Regions from separate parts of the Homo sapiens genome. Here region 1 is linked to region 2. A link is a loop called in an ENCODE intact Hi-C map of the cell type or tissue named here. Cell type or tissue: heart left ventricle. All regions are shown on one strand. Links, peaks and the distances in the headings refer to the core of each region. The heading gives the core; the rest is flanking DNA.

Region 1 (11,054 bases), core at 1,384-9,383, 120 kb before region 2:
ATCTCGGCTCACTGCAAACTCCACCTCCTGGGTTCAAGTGATTCTCCTGTCTCAGCCTCCTGAGTAGCTGGGATTTCAGGCATGCGCCACCATGCCTGGCTAATTTTTGTATTTTTAGTAGAGACAGGGTTTCATCATGTTGGCTATGCTGGTCTCGAACTCCTGACCTCAGGTGATTTGCCCACCTCAGCCTTAAAAAGTGCTGGGATTACAGGTATGAGCCACCACACCCAGCCCCGGCCTGTGGTTCTTAATATTAGTTAAACAGTTGATGACATAGTATCTGTGCTGGGGACACATCACACTGTCTCAGATTTGGCTAACGCCTTTTTCAGCACTCCTCCATTGAACAATCACAAGACCAATTTGCTTTTCCCTGGCAAGGCTGCTAGTGGACTTTTCACCTGTTGCCCCAGGGATGTCTTCAAAGTCCTACCATTTGTCAAGGAATGGTGGCTAGAGACTTGTCTTTTTTCTCACTCCTATCCTTTCTTTCTTCGTTTCATTATATTGATGACATTTTGTTAGCCTCTGAAGATTTTAATGTGTTACAGGTGTAAAAGAAAATGAAACCTTGGGACCCCAAACTCAGTATGCCAAGGAGAAAGTTAAGCCTGGAAAATAAGTCGTGCAACACTGCCTTCCTTTTTTCCCTTAACCAGAGAGGTGTAACTTCACAACACTCTGTCACAGCATTATACCTAAGCCAAGTTCCAACAATGGAAAAAGGTCATGTACCTGCCCAGATAGCCTGCCTCACAAATTGCTTACAAGAAAATTCCTTGTTAGCCCTGAAATCATTCAAGATACATGTCCCCCTACAAAATCAGCCATGCCAATTGTAACCGTGGGTCTGCAACCAAAGTTTTAACTCCTAAAACTGATTTCTGTTAAATCTCACACTGACAATATTGATGACAAACTTATCTAGCTTGTCTTCGCAGGCACAGACCAAGGGCAAGACAATAAATCACTCCTCTGCCTATGTTGAGATGGATGCATAATTAACTTCTTTTTCCTCTACTCCCTCTTTTCTTTCATTCTTTCCTTTTTTAATTTTATTTATTTATTTTTTTAATGGTTCACTCCAACACCCAGGCTGGAGTGCAGTGGCATGATCACAGCTCACTGCAGCCTCAACTTCCTGGGCTCAGGTGATTTTTCCCACCTCAGCCTCCTGAGTAACTGAGACCACAGGCACATATCACCACGCCTGGCTAATTTTCGTGTTTTCAGTAGAGATGGAGTTTTGTTATGTTGCCCAGGCTGGTCTCGAACACTTGGGCTCAAGCAATCTGCCCACTTTGCCATCTTAAAGTGCTGGGATTACAGGCATGAGCCACTGCACCTGGGCTACTCCTTCTTTTCAAATGTTTACCTTATCTTATCTAAAATGTAGATTTACTGAGTGTTAATTAGAGCTTCACAAGAATGTAAACATTTGCCTCACTGCCTACCCTCCCTTTCTTTTTCCCTCCTTCTTGCTCTTTCACCCTTAAACACTGAGTTCCCAAGCCCTCTTTGAAAAGCACAGGACACAGACGTTCCTGTGGCTTGTGTTTTTCCCAGTGCATCCTCAAACGTTGGCTCAATAAACATCTACTGATAGAGACATCTGCCTAACTTTTTTGGTTAACACAGGAAAGCCTTATAGCATTGTGTGTTCATCTATGGGAACAAGGATGGGTAATCAATCCTCAGAATATCCAGGGCCCAGGATCTGCAGTGAAGTTCTCAGGAGAAGACTGGTTTCATACCGGGTACAGTAATTGACAAAGTCTATATTAGTTTGTTCTCATGCTGCTAATAAAGACATACCCGAGACCTGGTAGTTTATAAAGGAAGGAGGTTTAATTGACTCACAGTTCAGCATGGCTGGGAGGCCTCAGGAAACTTATAATCATGGCAGAAGGGGAAGCAAACATGTCCTTCTTCACATGGCAGCAGGAAGGAGAAGTGCCAAATGAAGCAGGAAGTCCCTTATAAAACCATCAGATCTCGTGAGAACTCACTCACTATCATGAGAACAGCATGGTAGAAACTGCCCCCATGATTCAATTATCTCCACCTGGTCCCTCCCATGACACATGGGGATTATGGAAACTACAATTCAAGATGAGATTTGGGTGGGGATACAGGCAAACCATATCAAAATCCAACAACTTCAAACTCAGAAAATAGTAAAAGAAGTCCAAACATGTGTGGGTCTTTTGGGCTGTTGGAAAGAACTTATTCCACACTTAGCCCAATGTTTAAGACAACTTATTCGAAATGGGACTATAGAATTATTAGAAATGGGACACATTGGGATTGGGACACGCCTCAGCAGGAAGTTTGTGAACAGGCTAAAGTGCTAGTACAGCATGCACAAGCCTTAGGCACCCCTTTAGAGGGTTCAGCTAGGACTTTGGATGTTACTGCTCCTCCTGAGGGTATGAATTGGACCTAGGATTTTGGTCACAATTGTGGAAAGGGGCTGAAACCAGATACACTCCCATTGAACAAGTGCCAGCAGTATTTAATGCTTTACTGAAGGTGGAACCATTAACAAAGACCCTTCTTGCGTATGTGAGAACAGGCCTACCAATCAAGGGATGGATAGAAGGATTGTTTAAAAGACCCATCTCTGCTGGAACCCAGACACCTACCTTGAATAAATGACATGCCTATTTGCAGTGATGAAGGGTTCTGGTAACAAGTTCATTGAGCCCAGAATTGCATGCTATGTTAGGCCCTGTTACATATGAGCAACTACTACTCAGTTGCTTCTCCAGTGCCTGACAGCATAAGAGAAGGAGTGTTACTCATCCGGATGATGCTTGGTATACAGACAGCTCCAGCAGGGGATATCCCTGTATTTGAACTGCTGTGGCAATACAACCACAAACTGACACTATCTGGCTTGATACGGGTACAATCAGAGTAATCAATGGGCTGAATTGCAGACTGCTTGGTTAGTAACGACACGTGAGCCTTGGCCCCTTACCACCTGTACTGATCATCGGGCTGTCTTTTAAGGTTTAACTATGTGGCTAGCCTAAAGGGAATGAGAAAAATGGATAATTATGCACAGACTCATATGGGGCATGAACATGTGGCAAGACACATGGGAGAAGCTGCAACACCCTATGGCCTATTTAATTGTATTTAAAGTGGCCCCAAACACAAAAGTCTCAGTTCTGGGAAATATAGAAGCAACACCCTAACATCGTGTTGGCCCAGGCCACTGAACAAGCAACCTAGGTATATAACAAGTGGTCACAGAAGTACAAGAGTAGCCTGGGAGATAGCCAAGGGGGCAGACTACCCTTAAAATATAGTGACTTCCCAACAGTTGTAACAAACGGTTTACCATGTTTGCGATTGTGTCTACATATGTGTCCTGCTTGATAGACCCCATCAAGCAGGACACATTTATAAGGCTGTCCACCCTGTCAAAGACTGGCAAGTGGATAGACAGGATCTCTCCATGTAAGTCAAGGTAAAAAGTATGTATTGACCTGTGTAGATGCTGCTACTGGACTGCCGCAAAGTTTTCCTTGTAAGCAAGCAAATCAAACCAGTACTATTAAAGGATTAGGGGCTCTTGGTACTATGTATGGATATCCATGGCACATTGACAGTGACTCAGGGATCCATTTTGCTGGACGTGACCCTCAGGATTGGGCCAGGGAGCATGATATAGCAGGGCATTTCCACCTCCCACATAAACCCCAAGCAGTAGGGTCAATTGAGAGAAAACAATGGCCTATTAAAAGCACGACTTCAAACTTTACTGGGGAATCCTGTCTTGCACAGGTAGATGAATGTGTTATCTGCAGCCTTTATCTCTTTAAATTCAGCCAGAGGGAGGACATGTGCCCCATAGACAGGTTGGTACAACTGCCCCCAAAACCTACCACTGTGCATATATGGATGACTGAGATAACAGCTTTGCTCCCAGACCTCATTGATAATCAGCCTGCTTTGCACATGAAGATGCCAATGGATATAGTACCGGGGAGGGGATACTCTACTGGGGCTTAGAATAGCAAATATCCCCAGGCTGATTAGACTATTTCCTGCCAGAGAGTAGGGAGTATCTTGGACAGTTAGAGTGGTCACCACTGAACTCACTGAACACCAGATCTATGGTCATGTGCTGTAAGTGTTCAGGAGAAATGCTCACACCCTATGGCATGGTGGTGGGTTCCTTGGTATGGTGAACTCCCAACTAAATTACTCCAACTACAGTTGCTAACATTTCGTCCTCTGAGCAACATGTATGGTATACTGCTCCTTTGAAAAACACAAGAGCTGCATCTTTGTTAATGACCCTCAATAAAGCAACTAGTGTAATCCTAACAGATGGAGACCTTCCCTGCCAGTACCCGCTGTTTCTTTCTTTTCATCTTTAGTTGTTATGTTCTGTCACCATTATTACCAGCTGTCACCTATGAAGCAAACCTTTTCCTACAATGGGCCAAGACTATGCTGGTGGCTCACAGAAAAACACCCGTTGGGTATGCAGCCTCATGCCACTCTCCGGTGTTTCTGGCCTACAGTGATGGGTAGTTCCCTTCCAAGGATGACAGATAGAATATCAGGAATATATTATTGCTTTTCACATTTACATGATGGTATTGAATACAATGTGACTAGAGATAAAATAACCTCATGCCCCATTAATATTATTCTTTCTGAGAAGGGACATGGGAGGAGTTTTTCTGTCAATGAAAATAACTCAGTCTCAGCCTGAAACACTTCAGTTAAAGAACGAAGTGATCTGATACTGCAATGAAAATAACCCAAATATAGAATGAATTTATTTGGTTAACTATCTTTTGGCCAGCCTAGTCAACTTGTCCCCCTATGTTGGAAACAAAAGAATAATTCTAAAGCTATCTGTCCAAATAGAACAAGGGATATAAGATGGACACCAAGAGACAGATGTTTATATATTATAATATTAAAAGTATGGATTCGCATGCTACAGAATGGGTAATATATCCAGGCATCTCTTGGTTGGCCCACATGGAACTTCCTGGATGCATGGCACAAATTAATATGTTCTTTCGGTTACACACGGGTGCAAGGTCAGATAGTTCACACTCTTTCAAAGCCTGGGAATTTCCTTCATTTGGAATCCCATTGGGCCCAATCTGTTTTCTATCGGTACAACAACTTAGCTTCTATTTTCCTTCCTCAACGGGACATCAAAGATGTTATTTAGCATGTGGAAGCTGTAACAAATTATACAAAGAAAGCTTTTAATAATAGCCACAAGAGAATCTCTCTCTGAAACACAGAAGTCACTCTCATGAGAAAGTCTGTCCTCCAAAAGCACATGGCTTTAGACGTGCTCACTGTTACACAAGGGGGGCTTGTGCAATCATAAAAACTGAATGCTATGTTTATATTCCTGATGAATCAGATAACATCACTAAATTAATGACTGATATGAAAACCCAAATAACCACTCTTTCAGACCAAACCCCTCTTTTGAATGACTGGTTTTGGGCAGGTTTGGATGAAGCTAGTTCTTGGTTTAGGTATTAAATGCATATGTTGTTTACTGCCCTGCTTTGCCTTTACTGTTGTCATGGCAGCTCCAATGGAGCCAATGCACTATTGCTAAAGCTATACAATATCAAGCATCCTCCATCTAGGTGCAGGGACTATCCCAGAAGAGGAGGGCACATGAGATTGTAAGGACCAGTTTTATAGGGTGGAGTATAAGAGAATATCCTGTTGTATGGCAAGAGTGATACCACCTTGAAGTGAAACTATCATAATGACCAATGTTTGACTCCTGTAGACCAAGGCATTCTGCAGCAAGGTCAAGAAACAAGGACTGCAGCATAGATAACCCCTCATAAAGATGCTTACCTAGCTTTTCCACTAGTCATGAGTTTTGCCGAGGGTCGGAGACATGACCAGTGACACGTTTCACCAAAACAAATTGCTATGTAAAAAATACTTTCTGGAGGGTGGGTACAGGGATCTACCATCTCTCAGCTTCCCAAGACATGGCTTCTTTTCATAAGTCCCTATTAAATGTTTCTTTCTGAGAAATTGGATTTGTGAGTCTTTTTCTTTGGCTTCTCAGCAAACTCAGCCTTTGGGGATAGGTTTGCACAGAGCTGCTCATTGTGGAACAGTGAACTGGAGCAAGTGTCAGTCACCCAGGCTCTCCTTGGAGAGATAGGTGCCTCCTTATGGAACAGGAATTAAAAGAAATTAAGGAGTGTGTAAGCAAAAACTCAGTTGTATGTAAGAAAACCCAATTCCGCCTGAGAAAAAGGAAGAGTTGGAGTCCTTTAAAAATTAACTGCCTGTTTTTCTGTGGCTAGTGAACCTTATCTCTCCTCCTTTCCCAGGCATTGTGAAAATCCTGTTTCCCTAGCTGTGCAGCTGCAAGGTCACTAGACAGATAAACTCAAGTTGCAAAACATGTTTTTCTTTGAAAAGTAAGAAATGATGTAATGCATATCTCAACTGATTGAATAACTGCGTTTTTTTCTCACTTCTGTAGTATGCCTCCCCCTGCACAGATCTCTCCCTGCCCCATGAAATGCTTAAAATGTAACTTAACTCTTTGTTCAGGGCTCAATCCTTTGGATGTTAATCTGACTGGGCTGGTGCACCTAAATAATTGATAAATATCCTCCTGAACTCCATCGATCTCTCTAATTCCTTAAAAATCCTGCAACACTTACACTAAAAAGAGCCATTGCTAAGTGATTTTACTGCCGCTTAGAAATTTCAATCTCAAGGGCTGGGGTTCCCAGAGCGGGAGATTATGTCAAACTGCAACTCATGGTGCCAGCACCCCTTGACGAACACAAACCACTGTTTTGTACTTCAGATCATTCTGATATTGATACTATGCTTTGAAACAAAATGTCAGAAGGCTTGGGAATGATAGTAAGAGGAGTTTAAACATAAATAAATAAACAATTTTTTAAATAAGCAAAATGCCAGGGGACACTAAGGAGCAAGGGCAAGGCCATCAACAGTAAAAATTGTGCCCAAATGCAGAGAGCAGGCTTGTGGTAGTCTCCTTGTTCAGGAGCCCAGAAATTCTATAGCTTACTTCTATGGAGATGCCTTTCCATGCTGTCAGTGTTTTGATGTGTCATTGCTATCCACAAGTCTGGAAGAGCAATCTCTGCTGTTGTCCCAGATCATTTGTCCCTCTTACCGGAAGGACTCCTATTAAACAAGCCTCCATCCCACTCCTTCAGGATAATAAAATTCCATACTTATCAGAAAGGGGAGAAGAAACAATTTATAAGGTACCTATACTGTGCCAGGAACTGTGTTAGGTGCATTCACCAACATTTTTTTAAAAATTTAATCCTGATTTTATTGACTTGGAAAAATCCCAGCTTAAACTGGGTATGAGGAATGTGGCCTGGAGATAAATTAACCAAGGAATTCAGTCTTCACAAACCATTGGGAGGATGGCTGTCTGCCCTTTAAAAAATGCTTTTTGTTAAGAAATGACACTTTTGTCCCAGCAGAAGCATTCATTTCATTCATTCATTCATTCATTCACTCAGCAAACATTGACTGAATGCCTTCTGTGTGTCAGCTTTAGTGGGCAAAACAGAAGTCCCTACCCTGTGGAGCTCATATCTTGGCACGGTGAAAAGGCATAACAGATTGACAAGTCATATGACATATGAGGAGGTGCTAAGTGAGATGCAAAAAATAGAAATGAGTAGAGTTTTGGGAGTGAGGGGTGGGTTGGGTGCAATTTGACATACAGTAATCGAGATATCCCTCACTGAGAAAGTGACACCTGAGGAAAGACTTGAGGCAGGTGAGGGAGAAGCCAGGTGGACAGCTGGGGAAGAGCCTTGCAGGCAGAGGCAAAGGCCCTACTGTCAGGGAGTGCTTGATTTGTTCAAGGAACAACACAGAGGCATGGAGTGAACAAGGGGGAGAGTGACCAGGGGAAGGTGAGAGAGGTAAGGATAGGAAGGAGGTATCAGAGAGGGCCTTAGCCACAGCCATAAGACCTTGACATGGAGGGCACTGGAGGCTGTAGACTGGAGGAGTGACATGATCAAAATCACCTTTAACAAGATCACTCTTGGGTCTTGTATTAGTCTGTTCTCATGTTGTAAAGACATACTTGAGACTGGGTAATTTATTTATTTATTTTGAGACCAAGTCTCACTCTATCACCCAGGGTGGAGTGCAGTGGCGCCATCTCGGCTTACTGCAACCTCTGTCATCTGGGTTCAAGTGATTCTAGTGCCTCAGCCTCCTGAGTAGCTGGGACTACAGGTGCATGCCACCATGCCTGGCTAATTTTTGTATTTTTTTAGTAGAGATGGGGTTTCACCATTTTGACCAGGCTGGTCTCAAACTTCTGACCTCAAGTGATACACCTGTCTTGGCCTCCCAATGTGCTGGGATTATAGGCATGAGCCACCACACCCAGCCCAAGACTGGGTATTTATAAAGGAAAGAGGTTTAATGGACTCACAGTTCCACATGGCTGGGGAGGGCTTACAATCATGATAGAAGAAGGAAGAGCAAAGGGATGTCCTACATGGCAGCAGGCAGGAGAGAGAGCATGTGCAGGGGAACTCCCCTTTATAAAACCATCAGATCTCATGAGACTTATTCAGTATCATGAGAACAGCATGGGAAAGACCCACCCTCATGATTCAATTACCTCCCACCAGGTGTCTCCCATGACACATGAGAATTATGGGAGCTAGAATTCAAGATTTGGATGGGGACACAGCCAAACCATATCAAGTTTGGTTTTTGAAACAGGCTTCAAAAAAAAAAGAAGCAGCAGCCATCCAGCTGGAGTGCAGTGGCTCAATCACAGCTCACCGCAGCCTCAACCTCTTGGGCTCAAGCTATCCTCTCATCTTGGCCTCCCGAAGTGCTGGGATTACAGGTGTGAGTCACCTTGCCTGGCCATGAGCATTTTCAACACAGTGTTCTCACATGTATTAGAACTGTTTGTGCCTGGGTGTGGTGGCTCATGCCTGTAATCCCAGCACTTTGGGAGGCCAAGGTGGGCAGATCACGAGGTCAAGAGATTGAGACCCTCCTGGCCAACATGGTGAAACCCTGTCTCTACTAAAAATATAAAAATTAGCTGGGTGTGGTGGCACACCCCTGTGGTCCCAGCTACCTAGGAGGCTGAGGCAGGAGAATTGCTTGAACCTGGGAGGCGGAGGTTGCAGTGAACCGAGATCCTGCCACTGCACTCCAGCCTGGTGACAAAGCAAGACTCCGTCTCAAAAAAAAAAAAAAAAAAAAAAAAGAACTGTTTGCATATAGAGGACTTCCCAGTACATAATCTACTGGAGAACTTTAGCCATTCATTCATTCAACCCAGACTTACTAGCTTCGGCTATGTGCCCAGCATTCTGAAAAGAACTAGGGACACAAACAGAAAGAACAAGGCAGACGTGCCCAGCCTTTATGAACTTACATTCTGTAAAGATGTCAAAGAAACAGATGAAACAATGACTAAAATGGCTGCATACTGGAATGAGCCTCTGAAGGGCATGAACAAGGGCTGAAGTTAAGAATGTGTGTGGGGTGGGTGGTGTATTAGTCAGGGTTCTACTGAAAAACAGAATCAATAGGATGTGTATAGATACAGAAAGACATTTATTTTAAAGAATTGGGTCATGTGATTGTGGAGGTTTGGTGAGTTCAAAGTCTCATGGGAGAGGCCGGCAGGCTGGAGAATCAGGAAGGCGTTGCAGTTTGAGTACCGTCAACAAAAGGAGTCAGACTCTGTAAAACATTTGAAAAGTTTTATTCTGAGCCAAATATGCGTAACTATGGGCCTGTGACACAGCCCTCAGGAGGTCCTGAGAACATGTGCCCAAGGTGCTCAGGGTGCAGCTTGGTTATATACATTTTAGGGAGGCATGAAACGTCAATCAAATACATTGAAGAAATACATTGCTATGTTCCAGAAAGGTGGGACATCTCGAAGCAGTGGGGGCTGGTGGGAGGTGGGGGTGGGCTTCCAGCTTATAGGTAAATTTAAAATGTTTCTGGTTGACAATTGGTTGAGTTTACCTAAAGACCTGGAATCAATAGACAGGAATGTCTGGGTTAAGATAAAGGACAGTGGAGACCCAAGTTCTTATTTGTAGAGGAAGCCTTCAGGTAGTAGGCTTCAGAGAGAACAGGTTGTAAAATGTTTCATATCAGACTTACAGTCTTGTGTTGATGTTAATGCCAGAGAGGTATGAGGAGGCATGTCTGACCCCCACTTCCCATCATGGCCTGAAACAGTCTGTCATGCTAAATTTTAAAAGAGCCCTGGTTGAGGAGGAAGTCCTTTCAGATGGTTGGGAGACCTTAAAAATTTATTTTTGGTTTACAGTCCAAAGACAGTCTGCAGTAGAACCAGGAAGAGCCCACATTTTGTATGAAGTTGAAGGCCGTCTGCTGGGGAACTCCTCTTTGCTCAGGGGAGGTTGGCCTTTTGTTTTGTTCAGGCCTTCAACTGATTGGATGAGGCCAAGCCACACTAGGGAAGGCAAGCTACTTTACTTAAAGACAAGTGATTTAAATATAAATCTCACCCAACAACAGTCTTTCAAAGACATCCAGAATAAAGTGACCAAATATCTTGGCACACTGTGGCCCAGCCAACTGGACACATAAAATTAATCACTGTGGGGGTTTGTCCAGTAGAGCGGGTGACTAGGAAGGCTACTCTGTGCAGGTGATAGGTACACTCAGATCTAATGGGTGAGCAGAAATTAGGCATGCAAATTGAAGGGAGAACATTCCTGGCAGAGCACATTGGCCTGTGTCACACCTTCTCTCAAGCTAGATTTCCCTTCCTTCTATCACCTGTCATCAAGGTCAGCAAAAAGCAAAAGGTAATGACAGCAGCTCTTTGGTGGAATCAAGTTTGTGGCCTCAAGTGGCAGGGGGTCACTTCCTTTTCTATTCAGAATATAGGCTTTTGCCAAGTTGGACAGCAAGGCAGGTTTCTAAGGAAAGCAATGGGAAAATGGCAAATCTCACAAATTCCACAGAAGATGATTACGACCTTGAGAATTCACCTA
Region 2 (11,054 bases), core at 1,587-9,586:
GTAATCGCATGATCATCCAATTAGGGTTCCCAGGTAAAGTATGAGCCCTCTTTCCCTCACTCTCACTCTCTCTTGTTTTTCTGCCTTCTGTGATGGAATGACACAACACAAAGGCCTTCACCAAATGCCAGTGCCATGTTCTGGGACTTCCCAGCCTCCATAACTGTACGTCAAATAAATTTCAGTTCATTATAATTTACCTAGTCTGTGATATTTTGTGATAGTAGCATAAATTTGACTAAAACACTATCCAATGGAATATTGCCCTTTAAAAGGAAAGAAATTCTCCAATATGCTATAACATGGATGAACCTTATGTTCAGTGAAATAAGTCAGTCACAAAAATACAAGTACTATATGATTCAACTTATATGAAGGAATATGAGTAGTCAAAATCATAGAGACAGAAAGTAAAAGGGTGGATGCTACAGACTGAGGGGAGGGAGTTATTATTTAATAACTAATTATTATTAAATAATTATTAATTATTTAATGGGTATAGGGTTCCAGTTTTATACTATGAAAATAGTTATGGAGATGAATGGTGGTGATATTTGTACATTATGAATGTATTTAATACTGCTAAACTGTACATTTAAAAATGGTTTATATAGTAAATTTTATGTTATATGTACTTTACTTAGAACAATAAAAAATAAGTTGAGCATATTTATGCGAGTTTATTTCTTGAAGCTTTATTCTGTTCCATTGATCTATGTTTGTTTCTATTCCTTCACCTACACCACACTGTCAAGATTACTGTAGTGTACATGGTCTTAAAATAAAGTAGAGTGATTCCTTCCAATTTATTCTTTTTCAAAATTGTTTTAGCTATGCTAATTCATTTGTCTTTCCATATGAATTTTAGAATAAACTAGTCTATAACTATAAAAAAATTCTCACTGGGATTTTGATAGAAACTGCATTAAATCTATAAATCTGTACGGGGAAAACTGACATCTTTATTATGTTGAGTCTTCCAATCTGTGAATATGTAAGTCTTTCCATTTATTTAGAGCTTCTTTGATTTCTTTCATCAGCATTTTGTAGTTTTCAGTATACAAATCTTGTACACGTTTTACTTGAAAAATCGAATAAAGTAATTTTAAGTCATTGATATAGGTGATAAGTATAGAGATATATCTGTAACTTTTTAAATGGGACCAGGTACAAAAAACAAATGATTTGAAATGGATCTAGGTACCGAAAGCAATGCTGCACATTTTATCTTTCCCCCTGCCCCAGGGCAACAAGAAGGGAAACAAGTGAGAGCTGCCAAGGGTGAGGTTTGACAGCACAGGACTCTGGGCAGCCAGATACTCCACAGAGAAGGGAGCCCAGAAGAGGGTGAAGGGTCTGTGAAAGGGATGTAGCGGGGATATCCCAGATGGTCTTCCCCTACTTCATAGTATTGCCAAGGAACACCCAGGGCCAGTAACAGCTCAGGGGAGGAATAGAGGCTTGTGATCTCTTAAGCAGGAAACCCACAAATCCTTTAACCAAAAAGACCCTATATGAGATCCCAGTTTCCCACTCAACTATGGAAAGGTGATACACATAAATTTAAAATTATCCAACAACTTAGAAAGAAATTCAATCATAGAAAGTGTGCTCATCCCAATCTGTTCACCTATCACACCCACTGTGTTAATATGTTCTTCTTAACCATCTCAGAGTACTTCTCCTTGCTGCCAGAAAATCATGATGGTGAACAAAGACAAAGAGAGAATTTGATTATTTACCATTTTTCCAACTGCAAAGTCAGTAGGGCATGTCTCCCAGTTAAATATATTGTGGTCCCTTCCATGCGGCATTGAGCCACAGGAGCCAGTATCAGCAAAGGTCATTTTATGTCTTGTAATGTTTGCGAAGATAAAACTGAACTCAAATAGTAAGAATTTTTGTTTTAAGTTCTCACCTTTCCCATGATGCAACAGAGACAACTATGTCAGAATTCAGAAAAACAAAGATGAAAATGTAATATCCATGAAGAATAAGACAAGTCAAATTATATCATACCTGAAAGAAACGGAATTTTGTTTTTAAGGCAAACAAGATCCAGCAGATATAATTTTTGGCTCTTTTGCCACATACAAATCACTAAGAAGCAATAGCATTTTATTATTGCACAAAACAATTCCTGAAGAGAAGAAAATGATGAGTGGGCATTGTCATGTCAGGCTTTTGTTCAGGCTTAAGGAATATATTAAGAAACACCAAGGCAAACATCTATCCAAACCTCATTCAAATAGATGGAGCAGACTCCAAGACTAAAAAGTATAAAATAGCACGCAATAGAACATTGATCTCCATAAGCATACATTACAAATTTTAATGGAAAGTTATTGAAAATAAATTTACTATACCTATTACTTGAGCCTACTCGAGAGAATTCAGAACTAATATTAGAGGAAGAAATGGGCACAGCAGCCAGAACATTCCACAGCTGGGCTTTTGGAATGAGGCAGTAGGAAAAAGCTGTGATTTTGTTGAGTAAAAGGAATGAGCTGGGATCTGGTGTATCCAGAGTCTTTCCTACTCCATATGGGCTTTCTCAAGTCTTGGGGAAGTCACTGTGAAGAAATGCCACTTCCCAAATGAACATTGTGAATGTCTTGGCAATTCATTTCTGAAGCAAATCTTATCTAAATAAGACATGGGAGAAATGAATGGTGATTTGATCATGGTTAGGGGGACCACAGGAAGTGGTCTGCAAAGAGAACAGCTGCTGACCAAAGAAAGCAAATGCTCGATAGTACTTGCTCTGGGCCAGTCACAGGTCTCAGTGCTGTACAGGTGCCAACCCATTAACCCTGAGGACAATCCCATGAACTAATTATTATCATGATGCCGTTTTATACATGAAGAAAATGAGGCACAAGGATGTGAGATAAATTATCTAATATTATTCAGATTAGCCAATGGTAGGACTGGAGTCCAGGTTCTTACATTTTTTTTTTTTTTTTTTGAGATGGAGTCTAGCTCAGTTGCCAGGCTGGAGTGCAGTGGTGCAATCTCCTCTCACTGCAAGCTCCGCCTCCCGGGTTCAAGCAATTCTCCTTCCTCAGCCTCCTGAGTAGCTGGGATTACAGGCACGTGCCACCACGCCCAGCTAATTTTTGTATTTTTAGTAGAGATGGGGTTTCATCATGTTGGTCAGGCTGGTCTGGAACTCCTGACTTCGTTATCCACCCCCCTTGGCCTCCCAAGGTGCTGGGATTACAGGTGGTAACTACCACACTATGAAAGAGGTTTAATAGAATGCTACACATCAGGCAGGGAATAGAAAAATTGGTGCTAAGTCCTTCCACTTTCCATAGCAAGTGCCACAACAATGTCCCATGTATTAGACTTGCAAGATGGTCCTCATCACTGCCATCAAGACTAGAAGACTCCCGTGGTATTAACTTGTCACAAAGACCTAAAGAAAGGCATGCAATCACTGAGGGAGAATTTTTCTGAGGAGAGAAAGAGCCTGGGAGTGGAGACTTGATTAAGAGGCACAACAGAATACTGAAGAAACAACAGGCTGAGATTCAGGAAGCTCTGGAACAATCATTTCAACCTGAACCAAAGGGTTAGGTCTGAAAAGTCTAACAAGAATGTCCAAAGTGTCTCCAAGGGCCCAGGTGAAGTGACCCTGTTAGGCTGGTAATGAACAGAAGAAACAAAAATGATCAGGCCATAGACCAATCATGGTATGAAGCCAAGTCCAGTTAACAAAAATATGCTGCATCCCTGTGAGTTACCTTCTTCATGGTTTACTCCTTTGGTAAAATGGCTTTGCCCATTAAGCACCCAACTAACAGAGTTGTACTGAAGACCATTAGAGGGGCAATGTCTCAGAGAAGCAAAGGGAAAGGAGGCCCTCCCAAGGTCATAGAGGTTAGAGAAGAGCCCCTAATTCCTTCATACCGCCTGTGGAAGGTACTAGCAAGCACACAACTGGTAGCCTTCTCTTCAGTCTGTTCCATTACAGTGGTTTCCTTCTTCTCTGCTGTTATGTTTAATAGGAAAATGCAATGTATCCTCTGAAATTTTAGCTTTGAGATTGCACCAGGATCTAACATGTGGTGCTGCGATGTCCTGACCATGCCACCCTGGCCAGTTCACCAGGCCAGGCAGGGCTGAGCCTGGAGCTAAAACAGATTGCATACCCAGGCTTCCCCCCAGGGCCCAGGACAGCTGTCATATGCCCGTTTCAGGCCACAGAAAGGATGATAAAAAAAAAAATCTGTCTTCTCTCCTCCTTCTCAGAGCCTTTTCTCTGCAAAGCAGTGTTTTTTTCAAAATGGGATAGCCAGCGCCCTGCCAGGGATAGAGGGCAAAAGTCAGCAGCCAAATGAGTCAACTCCATGGTCCCTTCATGACACCATTCAGTCATGAGAGTGTTTTCCCAGAACTCAGCACCCATCTGGGACCTCTGGCCCCTCACACCTGCTGCTTGTTCTGTGGGACATGTCCTGCCCTCTGCTCTAACCCCCTCCTTCCTTGGACCTGCCTGATTCCCATTCATCCCATAGGAATTACCTTGGTGACCTTCCTTGGGAAGTCTGTCTGCCTGCCTCAAGGTTACAGGGTAGGCCATTTATACATATGTGGTCCCTCAGCACCTCCTGTTCACTTCACTATAGGATTTATCAAGCTCTATTGCAATTGCTTGTTTACTTTTATTTTCTCTCCTACTAGACTGTACACTCCGGAGGAAAGGGACTGTGTCTAGGTCATGGCTGATAACCAGTGCCCAATTCTGGGCCTCAACAAATGCCTTGTGGGATGAGCTCATGCTGGAACCTAGCGGGTGTGCAGACTCGTGCATCATTCAGGAGCAGTGTGCTCAAGAACAGTTACTGATGTCAGACAGGCCTGGGCTACAATTCTAGTTCTGCCACTTAGTAGCTAAGTGTTGTTAGACCAGCCCAAAGCTGAATTCTCTCATTCGTAAAATAACAACCACAACAATGATAATACTTACTAATTTTGTTATGATTGCACTACCTACCTCAGGATTTAAATAAGGATTAAGTGAGATATTCTAAGTGCTTAAAATAGACCTTAGCACATTCCAAAGGCTGGGCGACTATTAGCAATACACCTCTCCTCCCCCGATGCCAGGTTCTTCTGCTAGAGTCCATTTTGAAGAGAAAAAATTATTAGATTTGATGAAAATAAAATGGAATTGTTTTTCAAAGGCAGATTCCCATCCAGCAGAAGCACTTAAGACAATCATCTTTCACAACGATGAGTAATATCTCTCACGCTGTCATCCAGAATGACTCACAGCATCAGAGGGTCTCATGTCCAAGGGCGCATTCGAACTGTTTCTTAAGAGTCATTTCTTACTCATCACAAAACTCACCATTAGGTGGCAGCCGAGCCGGGGGCCCTCAGAGAAAAGAGCGAACTGACCTTTGAAGGCAGAGCCGCTACCAGAGGCCACACCGCTGAGAAGCGAACATCTGACTCATCTGGGGAGTGTTAGCCCAGAAATGACAAGGGCTTAATTCAACAACGTGTAAAATATCACATCCCCATGCCCAGAGGAGTACAATAGACCCAGTAAGCCCAAGAGTAATCTCCCCAGAAATAAAAGAATTAGGGCTGTTGACAAATGAAGACAAAAGCTTCTAAACCATTTTAGGTGCTTGTAATAAATTTGATCCCAAGATAATTAAGTGATATTGTGAGCAGCCTCATCTAGTCGTGTGTCTCTCCTGCTTAAAAGCCTTCACTGCCCCACCGGGTTTCTCAATCACTGCCTGTGTGGGTTGCACGGGGGGTAAGACCGGTGTCAGACTCTACAGGGGAGCATAAAAAAAGAAACATTCAATACACCTCCTATTTTCATAATACAAACTGCAGAGAGTAAAGCTTGATGGACTCTATCTGGTGCTAATATGCAGATGATAGAGTGAAAAGGCATGGAAAGGACATGGATTTTCAAAAAGGCATCAGAAACATGGGCATACTAATAACAATAATGTTAATTAACATGTATTAAGTACCTGATATGCACTGTGCTATCTACCTTACGGGCTTTATCTCATTTAGTCCTTAAAATCAGCCCATGAGGTAGGAATTATTAATATTCCCACTTGACAACTAGGGAAACTGAGGCTCAGAGAGATTAAATGATTTGTCTAAAGGCACATAGCTAGAATCCAGAGACAGGATTCAGACCTCAGCAGTCTGACATTGGAGCGATCACAAGGACATCCGAGGAGCTTGGCAGGACTCCTGAGTGCTCTGGTATGTTCCTTCCTTTTTGCCTTCACTCCTCCCAACTGGACGCTTGGTGAGCTAAAGAGCTGCAGAAAAGCAGCTTTCTGGGTTGAGCTGAACATTCCTGAAGCTGAGAGGTTCCACTGAACCAAGAAGAGACCAAAGGATAAACAGCACCATCAAACAGGCATTCGTCCCTGGGCCCTCCATGGCTGAGTACCAGCCAAGACTTTCACTATTCCAAGATAGAAGCCTCCACAGATAGAAATTCCCAGCCTAAACAGGCTTCAGCCCATGGTTATTATTAATAAAATGCAGTCCTCCTTGCCTTGAAAGCTTTGGGAATCTCTCTTCTCCAGCTTTCTTCTTTCAAGGGCAGGGCCCTGCGTTCCCCACACTCTCTCTTACTCTGAGGCCTGGCACGTGCCTTCTTGGCAGTGTTATCATGGCAGATATGCCTTTTAAACTTAGCTCAGACATTGCTTCCTTTGCAGAACCACACCGGCCACACTCAGAGTTCCATGTGCTCTCTTCACCCTCAGAGGACTCTGTAAAAGCCAGCACGGAGCACTTCTCTTACTGTTGTTCACCTATTTGTCAGACTTCAGCACTAGACTATGAGCTCCCTGAGGGCCGGACTCACTCTTGTTCACCTTTAGCTGCTCAGTCCAGCCCAGTGCCTGGAATGAAAGAGAGGTCCATTTCATGTTTACCAAATGAATGGATTCTGAAATACCCTGTCTGCTCTCTGGTTACGCAGTGCAACACCTTAGGCCATAAAATTAGTTCCTGCTTAAAAGCAGGAGCAGGCTCTATGCACTCCCAGTTAGAGTCAGAATCTGAGCAGCTATGTTCCAAGGCTAGACAAGAGTCTGGGACACACTACTACTGAGGCTATTAAAAGGAAGTCTGCGGCCCTGGCCCGGCGTGGTGACTCTTGCCCGTGATCCCAGTGCTTTGGGAGGCTGAGGCAGGAGGATCGCTTGAGGCCAGGAGTTTGAGACCAGCCTAGGCAACAAAGCGAGACACGGTCTCTGAAATTTTTTTTTAATTAGGCAGGCCTGTAGTTCTAGTTGCTCGAGAGGCCAAGGCAGGAGGATCACTTGAGCCCAGGAGTTTGGGGTTGTAGTGAGCCATGATTGCAGCACTGCACTCCAGCCTGGATAATAGAGTGAGACCCTGTCTCTTAAAAATAAATAAATAGAAAATAAAAGGAAGTCTTCAAACATTACCCGTGGGGTTTCCTCAAGAGCCTGTGGGTGCCTGACTCAAGATCCCTGTTTATAGCAAGGAACCAGGGGAGCAGTCCCTCCAGCCCCTGCCTTGGTGCTTCCTCTGGTTCTAATTGTGGTTTTGCCATTACTTTTAATGGCAAAACCCACAATTACTTTTGCAGCAACCTAATAGCAAGGGGTTCTTCCCAAGAGGACACCAGGCCACAGCACATTTTATTTTTTTTCACAATGAACTTTTGGGCTGTTTTCCTTTAGCTGTGCAGCTACAAGGCTAGAGCTTGCATTCACTGTCTTAAGTCCCTTGCAGATACAGGTGCACACATTTTTCAAACTATAGAGCTGTAGCATTTTCATGTCAACTCAATGTTCACAGTGTCAATTTAGTGCCCTCCTTGGGCACAAAACCACAGCAGTGCTCTTGCTGTTTTGCAAGAAATACCTTCTGCAGTCAGCCTCCGCTGAGAGCTGCAGCCCCTGACTTTAGAGCATGCTTCCTGTAAAACTAAAGTGAAATGCATATTTCCAGGTCTTGTCTTGCCAAAAATTTCAAATATATATTGTCAATATTTTATGCTTACAGTGAAGCAGAGAGAATAATATCACAAAAATCTGTTCTTCTCCACCCAGATTTGTCACATGTGAAAATTTTGCTATATTGTTCCCAGATTCTTTTTTAAAGGGGTAAATCATAGGCACAGTTGATGCCTGCAGTTGGGGGTAGGGAGGGGCCCACAATCACATTTCTCTCTCTCTCTTCACTCTATTGAATTTTGATGTTTACCATCCCCAATTTTTTTTTTTTTTTTTTTGAGACAGAGTCTTGCTCTGTCAGTCAGGCTGGAGTGCAGTGGCATGATCTGAGCTCACTGCAACCTCCGTCTCCCGGGCTCAAGCAATTCTCCTGCTTCAGCCTCCCGAGTAGCTGGGACTACAGTGTGTGCCACCACGCCCGGCTAATTTTTGTATTTTTAGTAGAGATGGGGTTTCACCATGTTTGCCAGGCTGGTCTCGAACTCCTGACCTCAGGTAATCCACCTGCCTCGGCCTCCCTAAGTGCTGGGATTACAGGTGTGAGCCACCGCACCCAGCCTATCATCACCAATATTTTAAAATACTCACTACATATGTATACATTCCTAAACAGATATGTTATTGCTTTGAACTATTTTAATAGTATAGAGATGATATCCTACTATACTGATCCTTCCGTTGTTTTTCCTCACTCAACAGTATTATTGTTGAGATTTTAAAATATTGATACACATAGATCTAGTTCATTCACTTTATGGTAGTAAATGCTTTCTTTATCTATTTTGTAGTTGGTAGACATTTAGTTATTCTCCATTTTTTCTCTGTAGAAACAATGCCACAGAGAATTATACATGTCCACTTGTGCACTTTTGAGAACTGTCTCAAGAGTAGACCTGGTGGGTTACAGGATTAGACACCTTTGAAATGTACTAGACGCTGTCAAATTGTTCTCTAACATGGTTGTATCAATTTATACCATCAGTAACAATGGTAAAGTTTTAATTTTTCCATGCTCTTGCCTCTTCTTTATGAGAAACATTTCAAATTTACAGAAAAGTTGCCAGAAAGGTACAATGAACACATGTATATACTTCATCTAGATTCAATGTTATTAACCTTTTGCTACATTTGCTTTTTTATTCTCTCAAAAATTTTCTTGGCCTTTGGTATCCCATATTTCAACATGTATACATATAATAAAATATATAATTAAATATATATCCTAAAACAAGGACATTCTCCTACATAAAATAATGCAGTCATCACACTCAGAAATTGAACATTGATACAATTCTACTATTATGCAGGCCAGTTTCAAATTTTTCCACTGACCTAATAATGCCTTTTATAGATTTTTCCCCAGTCCAGAATTCAATCAGGGATCAAATACTGTGTTGCATTTAATTGTCATGTATCTTTAGTCTCCTTTAATCTTCTTTAATCTAGAAAATTCCCCAGTCTTTTAAAAGAATGTTTCATAACATTGACATTTGTTATCCTTGCCATCTCTTGATAATGTCAGACATTTTAATCTTTGCCAAATTGATCAGGGTGAAATAACATCTCATCGTGGCTTTAATTTGTTTTCCTTTGATTACTAGTGAAGTTGAGATGTTTTTCATATGCATATTGGCAATTAAAATTTCCTTCTTAAAAATTTTCTCTTTAATATCTTTTGCCTGCTTTATTATTATATTGTTTACAATTTTTATAGGTATATAAAAGCTCTAGATATATTCTGGATACTAAACAATTGCCAGTTAAAGGCAATTTTAGCTGTAATGTTTGGCTACACAGCAGAGGTGTTTAATTTGATATTCAAATATATCTAATTTTCCCTTAATAATTTGTAATCTTTGTAAGAAATCCTTCTCCACCCTAAGGTCATAAGATATTCTCATAAAGATAAATATAATTTAAATCTTGAATATACTTGAAATCTATTTTTGTGATAGTGTGTGATAGGGTTCTAGTTAAGCTTTTTCCATATGTAATATCCTAGTGCCATTTATCCAAGAGTTTGTTCTTTCCCCACTGATTCATAATGCCATCTCTGTCATATATTGAGTTTCTATATTTATTCTAGCATTCTGCTCATTCGACTCAAGAGTGGAATTGGTGGATCATAGCTTACAGACATCTTTAACTTTACTAAATATTGCCAAATTGCTCTCAAAAGTGTTCATATTTATTTATATTGCCAATAACAATAACAAAGTTTCCATTTCTTCATACCTTCACTGATATGGTTTGGCTGTGTCCCCATTCAAATCTCACCTTGAATTGTAGCTCCCACAATTCCCATGTGTTGTGGGAGGGACCCAGTGGGAGATAATTTAATCATGGGGACGGGTCTTTCCCATGCTATTCTCATGATAGTGAATAAGTCTCACTAGATCTGATGGTTTATAAAGGGGAGTTTCCCTGCACAAGTTTTCTTCTCTTGTCTGTCACCATGTAAGATGTGCCTTTCACCTTCCACCATGTTTGTGAGGCCTCCCTAGCCATGTGGAACTGTGAGTCCATTAAACCTCTTTTTCCTTATAAATTATCCAGTCTTGGGTATGTCTTTATCAGCAGCATGAAAATGGACTAATACAGTAAATTGGTACTAGTAGAGTGGGGCGCTGCTGAAAAGATATCTGAAAATGCAGAAGTGACTTTAGAACTGGGTAACAGGCACAGGTTGGAACAGTTCGGAGGGCTCAGAAGGAGACAGGAAAACGTGGGAAAGTTTGGAACTCCCTAGAGACTTGTTGAATGGCTTTGACCAAAATGCTGATAATGGTATGGACAATAAAATCCAGGCTGAGGTGGTCTCAGATGGAAATGAGGAACTTGTTGGGAACTGGAGCAAAGGTGACTCTTGTTATGTTTTAGCAAAGAGACTGGTGGCATTTTGCCCCTGCTCTAGAGATTTGTGAAACTTTGAACTTGAAAGAGATGATTTAGAATATCTGGCAGAAGAAATTTCTAAGCAGCAAATCATTCAAGAGGTGACTTGGGTGCTGTTAAAGGCATTCAGTTTTATAAGGGAAGCAGAGCATAAAAGTTCAGAAAATTTGC

What was found. Peaks named below come from ENCODE experiments on the same cell type or tissue, not always from the same donor. Only the 100,000 strongest peaks of a DNase experiment are listed, where the experiment ranks them.
Region 1: a loop joins it to region 2, with 2.1 times the contacts of the local background. A loop is called at or near these places in 5 of 110 quality-filtered maps.

Annotation. Positions count from the first base shown.
Region 1 is chr13:48,619,796-48,630,849 of GRCh38, forward strand. No RefSeq gene overlaps it. Among named protein-coding and RNA genes, the nearest start is that of CYSLTR2, 29 kb to the right of the region's middle. In heart left ventricle, for the core only: no CTCF peak of the experiment used is centred there; no DNase peak of the experiment used is centred there; H3K27ac peaks cover 4,989 bases.
Region 2 is chr13:48,744,524-48,755,577 of GRCh38, forward strand. No RefSeq gene overlaps it. Among named protein-coding and RNA genes, the nearest start is that of CYSLTR2, 96 kb to the left of the region's middle. RefSeq lists an enhancer at 4,851-6,050. In heart left ventricle, for the core only: CTCF peaks have their summits at 5,364 (motif pointing right), 6,292 and 6,491; DNase peaks (open chromatin) are centred at 5,398 and 6,248; H3K27ac peaks cover 5,237 bases.